Linked DNA regions of Homo sapiens: region 2 is linked to region 1. A link is a loop called in an ENCODE intact Hi-C map of the cell type or tissue named here. Cell type or tissue: mammary epithelial cell. All regions are shown on one strand.

What was found. A loop is a pair of places that touch in the nucleus more often than their neighbours do. Peaks named below come from ENCODE experiments on the same cell type or tissue, not always from the same donor. Only the 100,000 strongest peaks of a DNase experiment are listed, where the experiment ranks them.
Region 2: it touches region 1 in a loop (5-fold over the local background); 4 of 110 quality-filtered maps call a loop at or near these places.

What each region holds. Positions count from the first base shown.
Region 1 is chr6:3,609,744-3,617,743 of GRCh38, forward strand. All of the region lies in intron 3 of LOC100507336 (a long non-coding RNA gene), which reads right to left. Among named protein-coding and RNA genes, the nearest start is that of PXDC1, 140 kb to the right of the region's middle. In mammary epithelial cell, no CTCF peak of the experiment used is centred here; DNase peaks (open chromatin) are centred at 698, 2,708 and 3,098; H3K27ac peaks cover 1,366 bases.
Region 2 is chr6:3,279,339-3,287,338 of GRCh38, forward strand. SLC22A23 (solute carrier family 22 member 23) reads right to left here. Exons shown (of 10, transcript NM_015482.2): 7 at 7,521-7,753; 8 at 5,741-5,773; 9 at 4,514-4,637. Among named protein-coding and RNA genes, the nearest start is that of PSMG4, 24 kb to the left of the region's middle. RefSeq lists enhancers at 283-342, 3,180-4,107, 7,589-8,000 and a silencer at 2,757-3,051. In mammary epithelial cell, CTCF peaks have their summits at 385 (motif pointing right) and 3,078; DNase peaks (open chromatin) are centred at 403 and 3,023.

The sequences.
Region 1 (8,000 bases):
CTGTTCATGCCTTGAGATACTGCTTGGTTCCTACTGATGAAACACATGCAGGCAACCCCCTGCAATGCTCTGTAACATCCCTAAGCCCGTCAAAAGGTAGGGTCTTGGGGTCATGGTGGTTGGAGGATTTAACCTGAATTGCTGAGATGGGCAACAGCACTCCCGTTACCTGTGGTTTGTCCTTCAGGGGCAGGGCTTGTGGGTTCTGTCTGTATATCTCCAGCACCCAACACGATATGTGAAATAGCAGGTGCTCTATTGTGAGAACAGAAGAGAGGGAGGAAGCAAAGGTTTGGAAGGAAATTTAGGACCTGAGAAAAAAGGGAAGCATTGTTCTGGGCATGACACCCACAGGGATAGCTGTGTTCTTGCTTCTTTCTAATGAGTAGCTCTTCCTTTAGAGCACAAATGCAGTCAGGGAAACAGCAAACCTGCGCTCCCTGCTCCCATCAGATGCATTTCCTTCTGGCTTCCCCCAGTGCAATGACGAGGGAAGACATTCTCCTCCTCCCATGGTGTTCTGGCAGATTAAGCTGAATAGCTCCATGTGGGTATTAAGTACAGGTTCTAACATCATTTAATTCCACTTCCTTTTGACTGAAACAAGTTCCCAGCTCATACTCGCCCTTATCCCTTGAGGCAGCAAAGCAAGTCATAAATAATCACGGTAATAATGCCATGTAAACACTTTCACTGGGAAGATGGAGGCGCTGGTTTTGAATCTCCAGGATACAGAAGATTATATACAAGTGATGATTCATATTTGCCTCAGCCCCAACAGGAGAAACTCCTTCGCCTGCTCCCCCTACCATGGAGGCCTTGCAGAGTGGGAGAGCTGGTTTTCCAAACACTGTCTTAAAGAGAGAGCATCCATTTGTTTCCTGAAGTTAAAACAGTTCTCTTTGGGAACAGTTTGATTCAGTCTTGATTCTCCCTCTTCATCATGAGATGCCTTAAAAAATTCTTCCTACTATTAGACAATTTTTTTTTTTTTGGAGATGGAGTCTCACTCTGTCGCCCAGGCTGGAGTGCAGTGGCGCGATCTTGGCTCACTGCAAGCTCTGCCTCCCGGGTTCACGCCATTCTCCTGCCTCTATTAGACAATTTATTCTGTGAGGACAGGGATCATGTCGGTCTGTTCAGCATTAAATCCCCAATACCAGCCATGCAGCAGGTGATCAGGAAAGAAGAAATCTTGAATGTTGTTAAGTTCTGATAAAACAAACCAAAACAAGGAGCAGAGACTGACCTAGTGATTGAGTGAAAGAGGTTAAGGCTCAAACTCACAGGACTGAGAACAGAACCTTCCCCACCTCTCTGAGTCCAAGCTGCCTCTCCCAGAGCTTCAGAGCCCTCCTTGCACAAGCCCGTCCCGCAGCTGACATTCGAGACACTTGTTTTTTTCATGTCTAGAATATGATAAGACAGGCATCAGAGGCAATTAGAATCAAGACGAGGAGAGTGTTCTAGGCAATAAGGACAGCCCATAAGACACTAAATAATGATTCTTTGCACTTCCATGGCACCTTTCGTCTGAGGATTTCAACGTGGATTTTAATTTTAATCACATTTCCACGATGAGGCTTCTTATTAGAGATGGAGAACTAGACCTTTGCACCTGGTGCTATACAGACACTTCACACTCAACATATTCCCAACAAAAGTCATGATCTTTTCCCCACACCTCTTCCCTTCTCTGTGTTCTCCTTCTTGGCAAAGGGCACCCTCATCCACCAGGTCCTCAGGGCTGATACCTAGACGCCATTCTAGCCTTCCAGCTCTCTCTCCCCTCCCTTACTGAGGAAAATTGTCCACTATGTCCCACCTCCCAAATGCTTCCCAGGTTCCTCTTGAGTCCAGCCCCCAACCCTGGTCCTTGGATATTTTCCTAAAGGGCAAATCCCATAATGCTGATTCCTGTCTTAAAATCCTTCAAAAGTTCTCTATTGTGAATAAATTCAAACCCTTTATTGCACCATGCAAGTCTTTTCATGACTGGTCTCTGCCTATCTCATTTTTTTATACTTTTTTTTTTTAAGACTGAGTCTCATTTGGTTGCACAGGCTGGAGTGCAGTGGCACAATCTCGGCTCACTGCAACCTCTGCCTCCCGGGTTCAAGCGATTCTCCTGCCTCAGCCTCCTGAGTAGCGGGGACTACAGGCATGCACCACCACGCCCAGCTGATTTTTTTGTATTTTTTGTAGAAATAGGGTTTCGCCATGTTGGCCAGGCTGGTCTCGAACTCCTGACCTCATGATCTGCCCGTCTCAGCCTCCCAAAGCGCTGGGATTACAGGCGTGAGCCACTGCACCCGGCCTCTCATTTTCATCTGCTGCCACCTCATCCCTCAGCTGTTCTCCCACAGCACCCACGTGCGTGTGTGCGCACACATTTACACACTTGCACATACACACCTATGCCACAAGGTGCAGGCCTGCAGTTCCCTAAACTCCCCATACTGTTTCAAGCCTCCATGCCTTTCTACCTATTATTATTCCCCACTTATTTTCCCCATGGAAAACTGCTGCCCATCTTGTAGGACACAGCTCAAGTGAAATTTCCTCTACAAAGCCTCCTATCTCACTAGGAAAAATGGGTCATTTTCTTTTGCACCACCCACATAATGTGAGCTTGTTTCATTTCTACTGCTCACCATGCTGTGTGGCAATGGTTGAGTTACAGCCACAGCCTCATTAGACGGACGCATTCTTTGAGAGCAAGTCATATTCATCTTTATATCCCCAGCACCTAGTGCAATTCTTGGCATACAGCAGGGGCTCCATCGGTGTCTAATGAACTTTTCAACAAATCAGTGAGTCCCTTCCAAAGCTGAGCCAAAGGGAGATTAAACACCTCCCTCCAAGGACAGAGACAAATGGATGGATTGCAGCCAAGAGTAATAAATTATAGCCTGAGTTTAGCCTATCCAGCCACTTATTGAAAGATGAAAATCTGTTCTTTATGTAACTTCAAACCAACACCTGCAGGAGTGATAGCTGAAAGAACTTGTACCAAACCGGATAACAATGTTTCAAAATGCTGGTGGAGGAGGGGAAAGTGTCAGGACAACCTTGTGAATCACTGGGTCTCACAGTATCTTTTGACAAAGGAAGATGCCAAAATATTTACAAACCCGTAAGTTATGCTCTAGTCTCGCAACCAGCAACTTGTAAAAATAGATGACTCATCCACAGGGAAGCTTAATGGCATGGACTGAATTCATCACCTGCTGGGCCAGAGCGATGAGCAGTAATGGCAGATTTTATGAAGAGGCAGTTTGGAGGGCGAGTGGCCTGCTGGTAAGTAACAGAGGCAGAAAATCGGGGAATAAGGATGTTGTTCATTGTATTTGTTGACAGGCAAACAGGGCAGAATAAGAAGCTTCTTTGACTCTCGAATTTTAGCACTAGAAGAAATAGTGAGGATTATATATTTCAGAAGTTCTCACCCAGGATATCAGAACACATTCAGAGTCCTGATCCCAGTTATGAGAAAGGGCCACCTTCGACTACAAATTAGAAATTGCATTTTCTACCAGAACATTAAACGACAAAGGCTGTCTACACTGGGATGTATCAGTGGAAGTGTCTCCAATGTCAACATGGGTCATAGCAGAAGAAACATGGAAAACCACTACATCTTTAGTCCAATTACTTCGTTGTAAGAAGGAACAAGTTAAGGGCCAAATTTAAAGTGACTTATCCAGGAAATAATAGATGCTGGCGAGGCTGTGGAGAAGCAGGAATGCATTTACACTGTTGGTGGGAGTGTAAATTAGTTCAACCAATGTGGAAGACAGTGTGGCGATTCCTTAAGGATCTAGAACCAGAAATACCATTTGACCCAGCAATCCCATTACTGGGTATATACCCAAAGGATGATAAATCTTTCCACTCTAAAGACACATGCACACGTATGTTTATTGCAGTAATACTTACAATAGCAAAGACTTGGAACCAACCCAAATGCCCATCAGTGATAGACTGGATAAAGAAAATGCAGCACATATACACCATGGAATACTATGCAGCTATAAAAAAGAATGAGTTCATGTCCAGGGACATGGATGAAGCTGGAAGCCATCATTCTCAGCAAACTAACACAAGAACAGAAAACCAAACACCACATGTTCTCACTCATAAGTGGGAGTTGAACAATGAGAACACATGGACACAGGGAGGGGAACATCACATACCAGGGCCTGTCAGGGGTTGAGGGGCAAGGGGAGGGAGGGCATTAGGACAAATACCTAATGCATGTGGGGCTTAAAACCTAGATGATGGGTTGACGGGTGCAGCAAACCACCATGGCACATGTATACCTATGTAAGAAACCTGCACGTTCTGCACATGAATCCCGGAACTTAAAGTAAAATTAAAAAATAAAAAATAAAAAAATAACGTGACTTATCTATTGTCACACTCCTCGCAGACCAGGGCTAAGACCAGGACCTCATCTCCTGACTTGTAGCCTCAGGACTCTTTTTGCTTCTCTGGCTGATTTCTGCATTGCTTTTGCCAGCGTTCCACGGCTGTGATATGGACCACCTTGCATTTTAACAACGTTCCAAAACTTTTGCAGGTGGGACGGTAGGAGTTGGAATCTCCAAGTTTCCTTTAGAGCCTAGCTACTTTCTGTGCTACTTTTATAACATTAATTATTAGTTTTTGTGTAATTATTATCATTAGGATAAAAAACTTTAACCTACAGGTATAATATTAATACATCTAAAATAGTGGTTCTCAACTGGGGGTAATTTTCCCACCCCATCTCCCCAGGAACAATTTGTCAATGTGCAGAGACATTTTTGAGGTGTCACAACTCAGGGGGAGAAGTGCTGCTGGCATCTGGTAGTGACCAGGGATCTTGCTGACCATTCTACAGGGCACAGGACAGCCTCACAGCAGAGAAGGATCCAGCCCCAAATGTTAATAGTGCTAATACTGAAAAATCCACTTCTAAAACAAGTGTCAGCTGAGCGTGATAGTGCACACCTGTAAGCCCAGCACTTCGGGAGGCCAGGGCAGGAGGATTGGTTGAGCCTAGGAGTTCAAGATTAGCCTGGGCAGCAAAGGGAGACTCTGTCTCTATAAAAAATTTTTAAAATATCAAAATTTTTAATACTACAAGCACATGCCTGTAGTCCAGGGAGGAATGCTTGAGTTCAGGAGGTGAGGCTACAGTGAGCCGTGATCACACCACTGCACTTTAGCCTGGGCAACAGAGAAAGATTTCGAAGAAAGGGAAGGGGAGGGGAGGGGAGGAGAGGAAGGAAAGGAAGGAAAGAAGGAAGGAAGGAAGGAAAGGAGGGGAGGGGAGGGAAGGGGAGGGGAAGAAAGGAAAGAAAGGAAGAAAGGAAGAAAGAAAGGAAAGAAAGAAACCAAGAAAAAAGAGAGGAAGGAAAGAAAGAAAAAGAAAAAAGAAAAGAAAAGAAAGAAAGAAAAAGACAAGTGCCCTGTACTAAAACAGGACTCTCCTGGGTGGTTCCATTGGCTTAGGAAAGAGCTCCTTCTCTAAATAGACCCAACCTTTCCAGACATATTGTCCAGAGAAAAGTATTTCAGAGAAAGTTTCCTTCGGCATCAATTCTCCCAAGCCGTAAGCTCATTTGGAGGGATGGAGGTAGGTGTGAGGCCAATGGCAGTGCCTGTCTTCAGCAACAAGTCCCCAAATCACAGAAGAACCCAGACCAGCAGGAGAAATTTGAGGAGAGCAGAAGATGAGACTGTGCGTAATTGAAGAAGAAAAACCTCAGAGCCTCCAGAAGGCCCAACTCCTCGCAGGGCCATGGCTTAGAAGGGAAAGGTGAGGATGTGAAAGGGCTGAGACTGCGGTATTTCTTGGTGCAGGCTTTGGTCTGGTGAAAACCATTATTTGACCACATCTTCTCACAGTTGTCCCCGAGGCTGGACAGATGGGGGACTCTGAGAGTCATCCCCAGGATCTACGGTTGTGTTAATGTGGAAGCTGCTGATATATCGTAGGTGGCACTGTACACATTTACTGCCACCTAAAGGGATCCCGTATCATTTTCCCTTTGCCTCTCAGCATTTTTACCCTCAGGATTTGCAATCCCAAAATCAAGGACTGTGGAATTCATTCCCTTGACAGAGCCTATGACAGAGCCCTGCTGGCACACATATTATATGTGTGATAACGATGGTGATGAGGAGGATGAGGAGGATGATGTCGAATAGAAATGCACCTTCTTGAAGGGTTCCTCTCCCACATGAACGCTTATCTTATTTGGTAAGTTCCTTATAATAACAAGTTCCTTATTAGTTTCTACCTGTTCAGGGAGAAGAGAGGTGGAAAATTGCTTGTTGCTCCTTGTCATTTTAACAAGACAGAGTTCCAGGCTTCTTGCCCTTAAACAACCAAAAAGTACATGAGCCTCTTCCTTCAAATGTCAGAATGCCATTTAGCCTGACAGCGTTCTCATTATTATGCACTGAGAGCTTCTCTAACCCAACCTGTCAAAAATTTCTAACAGACAGGAGCCTCATCAACTTGGAGCCAATGTCTCAGTCTTGTGTCAGGGTTTAGAAGCTTTCAGTGAGGTAAGGGGAGAGAGGCCTGCTTGGATGTCCTTTGATACCAGGAGTCCCCTGGGGATTCCTTCCCATCATGTCCTGGAAGAGGAAGAAGCCAGGCTAACGTGGGTGGAAGGTTAGAGAGACACCTTCAAGTGACTGCTTTGGAGATGACCCCAGATCTGCAGTCATTTCAGAGACAGAACAAAGGCAGTCCAGAGAGAGAGCTTCTGGGGGCAGCTGCGACCTCACTGGGATCAACTGGGATTCTGGGGCCAGTTAAGTCCGTTTTCCACGTTGACTCTTCCAGAACCAGAAATGTGCACACTGAACCCACTCCTGCTGAAGAAGACTGCTGTGACTGATGCAGATATGCTAACAGGCACAGGAAAAGGATCCAGGTGACTTTCTTGTTAAAGAAGTGCATGCATTTTCTATCCACCGAAACCCACACAAACAGGTGGCACAAGGGCCCCCTTGGCCAGAGACCAAGTCTCCCTGGGCCTCCAACTTCCATGGAGGCCCCCAAGCTGCCCTTGGTTCCGATGGTGCAAGGAAGCGTCTACCTGTAAGAGCTCTCTTTTGCCACTTCCCAGGAGTTTTAGACCCTTCTGGCCACCCCTGTGCCTTCTAGAATCCCAGGCTAAGCGCCCACCTGTCCACCAGGTGCAGGTAACAGTGACAAACTCAGCATTTGCTGAAGGTCACTGTGAGGCCGTGTGCCTCCAAAGTCCCTCCCTGCTTCCCTCCTGGGTCACACAGGTGCTGTGGCTGTGAAGTCGCAGTTGCGGTAGCAGCGGTGGCAGGATCACTCTCCTTTGGGCAATTCTGGTGAACCTGCAAGCCCAGCCTCTAACTCTGAGACCAAGCAGCTGAGAGTCACCTAAAACCTACAGTCAGAGTCAGCTAAAATTTTACAAACGATGAAGGCACAGCATAGTGCTGTTTATTGGAAATGCGATAATAAAATAGATTTATTTTATTATCCACATTTTAAGCAGTTTAACTTGTTTATGGCTGGCAATAAATTTCGTGGTCTGGAAAATGACACTTAATGACTGAATGTCATAAATCCCTTGTTTTGAACATAAATATATTTCATATTTATTTTTTTTAAATTGCCGCCTCTGCTAAATAAATGTTGGATTACTGTTCAAGGAATATGGGCTCACAAGGGGCGCACATTATTCTCAGGGTACTCATATGTCTTGGAACTGTGCCAGGGCACAGACAGGCGGAGCCTTCCCTCATTTGGGAAGAGATGGTGTAAGCCTCGCCTTTCAACACAATGGCCCTTTCCCTGTCTGCTGCTTGTAGGGTGGGGGTGTGGAGGGAGACTGAGAAGGGAGAGAGGAAAGGGAGACAGAAGCCCCTTCCCTTTATAGGACCTCTCCGGGCTGGGTAGCCCCAGGGGAATCCAGTTCCACAAAAGGGTGCAGGGGAGAGGCACAGAACCAGTGCCGTGG
Region 2 (8,000 bases), 330 kb before region 1:
CGTCTCTACTAAAAATACAAAAATTAGTTGGGTGTGGTGGCGCGTGCACGTAATCCCAGCTGCTTGGGAGGCTGAGGCAGGAGAATCACTTGAACCAGGGAGTTGGAGGTTGCAGTGAGCCGAGATCACGCGACTGCACTCCAGCCTGGCAACAGAGCAAGGCTCCGTCTCAAAAAAAAAAAAAAAAAAAAAAAAAAATCCTTGACATCATTCAGTACGATTAGGAAAAATTTTGGCAGAAGTTGGTATGCCATTTTTGGCTTTGTTTTTTTTTCTCTCTTGAAATCTCAGAGAAAGAGATTGTTACATCCTTGGTTTTAAGGTGTTGGGTTCCTTTCCTGCCCCTGAAATGTGGGCTCTGCCAGTGCCTTTTCTGCTTTTCTCTGGGTTGTCACTAGAGGGCAGCATACGCCCGTGTTTAGAAGTCAGAGCTGCTTGATTTACGGACAGAGAACCGAGGGCGCACACTGCCTCCTTGGGCTTTAGGAGCACAAAATTGTAATACCCACGGGATATCTTTATTTTACTAGCAATAGGATCTCAATAAGGTAGGAAAACTGATATGCAGGCCGACTTCTTACTAGAAATGGCAAACTTCATTGAATTAAGGATTCCAGAATCAAATTGCTGTTAGCCATGTGAACGTTACCATCTCACATTGAAACACCCGAGGCGAGGCTCCTGTTCTAGCTCCTCTTTTATATTACTTAATGTGACTTGACTAAATTTCTGTGAAGTTGAGGATAAGCAAATATTTGTACCATTTTTTATAGAAATAAATACAACTGCTGAAGATGCCCAGCGAAGAAGAAGAATATGAACTGTCCTGTGCTGAGCCCAGGCCCTTTGCACATGGCCTCCATTCTCCACCCCCGCCTAACAAGGTGCCTGTAGTCAGTTTTGTTTTAAGACAAGGACACTAAAGCCGGCCGAGGGACCCACCCAAGGCCACACAGGGAGGCGGCCTCAGGATCATGGGCAGCTCCGTCTGGTTCCTTCCCAGGCTCCGGGCCATATCATCAGCACCCTCCCCTCATCCTGCCCCGCTGCTCATCGCTCGCACGCCACAGGCGCTGCCGGCATGGGACGCATGCTGGCTTCCTGTCTGCTACTCAGTACTTGTTTTCAGATGTGACATTTTTAAGACACAACTTTTTTTTTTTTTTTTTTTTTTTGAGATGGAGTCTCGCTCTGTCGCCCAGGCTGGAGTGCAGTGGCGCGATCTCGGCTCACTGTAAGCTCCGCCTCCTGGGTTCACGCCATTCTCCTGCCTCAGCCTCCTGAGTAGCTGGGACTACAGGCGCCCGCCACCACGCCCGGCTAATTTTTTTTGTATTTTTAGTAGAGACGGGGTTTCATCGTGTTAGCCAGATCCTCTCGATCTCCTGACCTCGTGATCTGCCCGCCTCAGCCTCCCAAAGTGCTGGGATTACAGGCGTGAGCCACCGTGCCCGGCCTTTAAGATACAACTTTTTAAAGAAGTTGAACAGACTCTGATACTCCCTTAACCCCAGGTCATCCTGGCCCTCGGTGCCTATTCTTGAGGCAGCATTAGAGCGGAAGACAGATGTCAGGGAGTCGTCAGTCAGGGAGTGTCTCAGGGAGGCCTGTCCGACTTATGATCTAGAAAGGGCCAGGGCTGCCGGAGTGGGCAGGGCAGGAGAAAACAGGCGGGTGTCATGATCACCAGCGCCTGCCTCCTCTCTCACCTGGACCCCTCCGTGAGGGCAAAGGAAGCCTCGGAGCCCACCTGGAGCATCCAGATGGACAGTGGATAGAAAAGATCCGCCCCAGCACAGCCAGCAGCTGCTTCCAGATCCGCCCAGGACCCCAGGCCACTTCTGCCCATGTCAAGCTGGGAGATGGGCACAGTCAGATAGACTTGCAAAGTCACCCAACTCCCAATGTCTTACAGATGAATCAGAGCTGTGCACTGGCTGATGAGAACCACCACCTGGCCTGGGCCTGAGCGGGTAGCTGGTTCTGTCAACGCGAGGTCTGAACAGAATCTCATGAAACAATATTTAGTTAACTTGGCCTCTATCATCCTTGGGGCAATAGATTTCTGCAGGCCTTTGTTGCTTTTTGTGGTGGAACAAGTATGAAAAGTATAAAAGCATTTTTTGAACTTTTTGCAGAAAATTTCATATCCTAATATTTGCTTCCAGGCAGTCCATCCTGGCCCCTTACCCTTTGCTGCCAGAAGGCTTGTCTGTAATAGTGTCACAGGGAAAGGCTAGTTCTGTGCTAAGAAAGATGGAGCTCACGGGCCCCAGGCTGCCCATCGTGGCTTATCTTGGAATTTTCTCTGTGAAGTGGGGGGATGGTAGGGGAGTCTACTTCCATCCTAGGGCCTCCGTGGGAATTGTTCCTCAGTCATTTGCAAGAAAGAGCTGTGGCCTCCCGATGGCACGGGTGAAAAGGGCTCCCAGCGAGAAGAGGGATTTGTCAGGAACGCTAGACATTCTCCCAGCCTGGCCCAGGGACCCCCTTTGGACTTAATTTCCTTTCATCCTCTGCAGGCACAAAAGCATCACCAAGGGTCACATATTTTTTCCAGTTTGTCATCTTGGCAAGCTGAATCTGAGAACATGTTTGTTGAATTTCTATCCTCAAATCTTTCCAGGTTTGCGTCAAAGAGGAAAAGCTTACAGCATTTCCTTCCGTCTAGCTTGCTAAGCCAAATCTAACAGAGAATAATGATGCCTACCAACTGCCAGAGTTAAGGGGTACCCGCTAGCCACCCCCTCCCCCAACAAAATATGCATAATCATGCAAAGGCTGCAGGAGGCCAGCTGGAAACCCAGAAGGTCTGACTGTGGATTCTGGTCTATTGAAAGACTTGGCTTTGCTGTTTTGTTTGATAAAGGAGAGAAATTTCACTTTCCGTCCTTTAGACAGGGAGTGAGCCTGCGGTCGGCCTGAGGTATCCTGCAACTGCAAGCACTAAATAAGCTCCTGACTCATCTCTCCCCTGTGGCTGATGCAGAAGGTAGGGACAGGATGAGTTCCTTGTGCTTAATCATACAATGCCTTGGCATTTCTGTCCAGGTGCCCAGTAGCTGTCAGGCTGGGCCTGTAGGATACGATCCAAGAGAATGAATCAAAAAGTGTGGACGTGAAGATGCTGTTGTTAGCATGGCTACTGGAAATGTGGAAAGTAAGAAAGTCCACGGACCTGCCTACTTGCTCCCAAAGCCTTCCCCAGCTTAGCCTCCACATAGTCTGCCTTGGACTGGAATAGCCGCTACTGGATTTTCCCAAGGGTGTCATTATGCGGACACCTGGGTTTTGACTCACGGCTGAACTACTGCCATTACTCTCAAGTTCTGTTTTATGAAGGCACGTGCATGAGAAATGCTGATACTCCTTTAAGAAGTTCAGTGTGGTATAACTCAAGCTCCTCAGTAAGTCACAAACAGTGTAGGAAAATGACTGCAGCTGAGTGATGCCCTTTTAGTGGAGGCGTGCCTTTTTATTAACCTATAAGCATGGTGGCAACAGTAAATGGCGTGTAGCACCCATGAACCACGACCCAGGGGCAGAGACGGCACCAGGAAGGGGTCAGCCTCACTTTCCGAACTAAAGCAAAAGTGGCTGAGCACAGGTTAGTCACACCTTTTAGGGAGGTATGAAATGGCCGCAGACTCCACGAGGGCGGGACTGTGCTGCTGTGTTTTCTGGGCCTAGTGTCTGGCGCGCAGTGGGCTCTCCATCCATGTTTCTTACATGAGTCAGTAATCTCACTCGCTGTGCTCGCTTTGGATTCATGACATCAACTTCTCAGGTCAGTATGAAATAAGGCTCTTTTGGCCTGGCACGGTGGTTCACGCCTGTAATCCTAGCACTTTGGGAGGCCAAGGTGGGGGGATCACCTGAGGTCAGGAGTTCGAGACCAGCCTGGCCAACCAGGTGAAACCACGTCTCTACTAAAAATGTAAAAATTAGCCGGGCGTGGTGGCGCACACCTATAATCCCAGCTACTCTGGAGGCTGAGGCAGGAGAATCACCTGAACTTGGGAGGCAGAGGTTGCAGTGAGCCAAGATCATGCCATTGTACTCCAGGCTGGGCAATAAGAGTGAAACTCCATCTCGGGGAGGGCCGGGGGGTAGGCTCTTTCTACTTTGTGAAACATTTTGCACTAGCTGTGCCGTGAGGTCTCTTAGCAGAGTTGGCAGCACAGGTTCTGGTGGAAGTGCGGCATAAGTGATCCGCTGCACTCCCCCCCTTGCCAGACGCTCAGACACTGACATATTTCCTGGGCCCAGAGTAGCTCCCTGTTCCCCCTTCCTCCTGCTGCTGCCTGGACAGGACCCCAGGGCCAGGTTCTCACTGCCTCTTGGGCGCCTCGGGGTTGGGTCCAACAGCCACCTCAGCTATGAACCACGAAGCTGATGTGTCCAGAGCCAGAGACAGAGCTGACGCTGGTTAATCCCACACCAGCCTGGAGCCAGGGACTCGTCTTTGATTTCCGAGAAGCCGGCGTCCCCTGGGGTGTCTCCCATGACGCACCTTATCACCGTCGGGGTGATCTCCGCACAGAAGAACACGCTGAGGCTCCCCACCGCATGGGAGGCAAACATGCCCACGATGGAAAACGCGATGGAAAATTTGTCCTTGACGCTGTCACTCATCCCTGGGGGAAGGTCAGAAGAAGGTGGTGAGGGAAGAGAGGAAGCCAGGCCAGGGTGGGAGGGAGGCCTGGGGCTGCACAGCACAGCTCCTTCCCAGTGTCCAGCTTGCGGCATGGATGGGTATGCAATTCCCTCTGGGGACCAAGCAGCACCTCAAGGACTAGAAGCCCAGAGCCCCTGCAGTGGGTTTTGTGGGGCTTCTATGAGTCCCTGTGCGTCAAGCATGCTGAAGCTCATGGTGGCCTCTATTGGAATTCCTCAGCCGGGAGCCATGCCTGGTGGGAGGGCAGGCTGGCATGTCCCTGGTGCCACAGCGACATCCCTCTGCCCTGGCCTATGTTTGCTCCAGTCAGGTCTGATGTGCCCAACGTGTGGGACAGGGTAGCTGAGTCAGGGTTGATTTAAGGAAACAAAAACTCAAGCCACAGAATTTATGGGCCCAGAAGGCAAGTGTTCAACCCATCAAAGCCCTCGTAAATGGCACCGGAGACCGACCTCGCGCCAGGACAGGGTCTGGCACAGTGCACGGGCATGCTGTCAGGACCATACAGCTGGGGCTCAGCTCAGCTTCCCCAAGGCTGCATAGAGGGCAAGCACTCTCCAGGGACACGGGCGAGGGCTGGGGCAGGCCAGGCGGGTGCAGCAGCAGCTTCGAGGTGCAGGGCGGCACTGTGCTGTCCCCATGGGCTGCAGGGCAGCAAGCTTACATGAGTCAAAGGGGGACAGCGGCTTCCCCTGGCAGCACAGACAGCCGGGCCCCAGCACTCCCAGGCTTTCTCCCCCCACCCAGACAACTGTCCCTAAGACAAAGCATGTTGGCGCCGGGCCAGGGCCTGTGCTGAGCCTGGTGCCAGGGGAAGGGGCGGGGGCATGCGTGCCAAGCAGCACACAAACAGGGAAGCACCAGTCGCTCTTTCTAGAGGCAAGAGGGAGAATACAAATGTATCCGTATAGTGTCCAACCTACGGCCAACTTCAGCTGCAGTTCTTGGAGGGCAACGGGGAGAAAGAGAAAATGGAAACCACAGGTCCGTGAGTCTTCGAGAAAACACCCATTTAGATGTAATATGAGACGAGGAAGCACAGCCCACGCGCTTGGGACTCACCTGAGTCTGGGTGCTGGCTGTACTTTCCAATCACTGGACCCGCAGACATGATCGCACCCACACGGACAAGGGCCAAGCAAGCGAGAAGAGAGAAGAGAGCACATTAGGTGTGGAGTTAGCCTAGCGTGTTCCCATGCGACTTGGTTCAAGCAAACTCCCTTCCGTGTCTGGGATGGCGCTGGCCGCCGGGGCAGTGGAATTCATACTGCGCTAAACAAAGATCTTTTTGTTAGGAAGACAGGAGTGAGACCCTGCTGGCCTCAGAGCCTGAGGAGAAAATGGAACCTTCACAGTGAGACCCCAGCAGGTGCAAAGGGTGAGCTTCCTTGCATGTAAAGTCACCCACAGGTCACTGCCGCCTGCATTCAAGCTGCGTCAAGTGCTGTGGGGTGCCCCTGCCAGCCCCAGCTCTGCTCCTCACGGCTGCTTGGTGTTCGCCTGGGGCTCCTGTGCATTCCTGCTCAGGGCCAAAGGGGCACCACAACACCCGGGGGCTGAGGCACCCTGCCACTTCCGTCCCAACTGTGTGAGCAGGAGACTCCCTGGAAGGGCAGCTGGGGAACGGGGATGGAGGGAGACAGGCGCCACGTGTGCAATCCATTAGCTAAGCCTAACAGCAGTCTCCCAGCAAGGTATAGATTGCATAAGAACTGTCCAAGTTAGAAAGCTGCTCCTGAGTTTGAAGTGAGCCATCTCTAATCTAGGCTGCACGACAAGGCCGCTCTGATCTGGGTGCGGTGGACAGCCCTGGCGTCTAGTTCTGAGAGCCCGGGTTCATTTTCCTTGTAAAGGCAGGGGAGCTCTGTGGGGTCGATGTTCCCGCAGTGTCCTGAGCCTGTCCCAGGAGGACCGTGCCAGGGTGGGAGAAGAGGCTCATCGGTCCTGCCTGTTCACGTCGCGCCCTGGGCTGGCCACGGAGATGCTGTGGTGGTTTGTCCATACACGGGAATGGGTATTTGTTGGTGAGGAGCTATACAGAGCTTGCTGGAAGGGCCAGATGGACTCTCTAGCTTTGCCTTAGATTTTTTTTTTTTTTTTGAGATGGAGTCTTGCTCTGTCACCCAGGCTGGAGTGCAGTGCTGCGATCTCAGCTTACTGCAACCTCTGCCTCCCAAGTTCAAGTGATTCTTCTGCCTCAGCCTCCTGAGTAGCTGGGACTACAGGCGTGTACCACCAAGCCCAGCTAATTATTTTTTGTATATTTAGTAGAGATGGGGTTTCACTACATTGGTCAGGCTGGTTTGAACTCCTGACCTCATGATCCGACCGCCTCAGCCTCCCAAAGTGCTGGGATTACAGGCGTGAGCCACCGCACCCGGCCAGATTATTTTTAACCTTTACTGAGAAATTCTTTGGTCCAAAGAGAAGCTGATGAACTCGGGAACATCTGCTGAAAAGCAGGGCCCTAATGCAAGGGTGACAAAACAGATTTATTTCCCCCTTAATGTCACTCGAAAGAGACAATCCTTTGTTCTTCTTGGTCATGTGATGAATCACACAGAAGCAGTCTACCTATTAGCAAAGACTGGGCCACCAGGACTCGGAAGGAATCATGGTGCAGCCCGGGCCGGGGCAGGGGCAGGGGGAGGCGGGAAGGCCCAGTGCCCTCTAAGGCGGGCTCCACAGATGCTCTCAACTGAAGCTCTGTTCTCCCCAAAGCAGCTCCTTCCAGCAGTAGATTTTAGAGTGGCCAGCGGAGTCTTATGCAGCCCTTTCAAATGCCCTTGGGGATCTGCCAGCTTCCCTCCCTGCACCCAGCCCACCTCCCCGACCCACTCACGGTTGAGGAGGCCGAGCTGCAGGAGTGAGGCCAGGGCGGTGAGGATCATGAAGAGCAGCAGCCCTCCCCTGCGCCCGAGGAATCGGACCACCACGCACATGGCCAGGCAGGACACCAGCGCGATGCTGGCCGTGGTATAGTAGTCAGCATAGAAGTTCTCCAGGAGCGGCACCTTCACCTCGTGGCCCATCATGCTCCTGGCAAAGCAGTGGTGGATCCCGTACCCCGTCAGCCTGTGGAGACATACCGAGCGGCAGTGGGTGGGCTGCCCCCATGCCAGGGGCTGCGCTGCCTCCTGGGAGTTCGTGCTGTCAGGTGACCAGGAGATGAAGAAGCAACTCAATGTGTCATAGAAAAGCCCATCATGACCGAACCACGAGCAGATTACAGAGCCAATGCAAAAGAGGAGACGTGGGAGAAATATGGAATGCTTCTCCTGATGGAGGTCCAGGCTCATGCCCCACTACCATGGCTTTAATA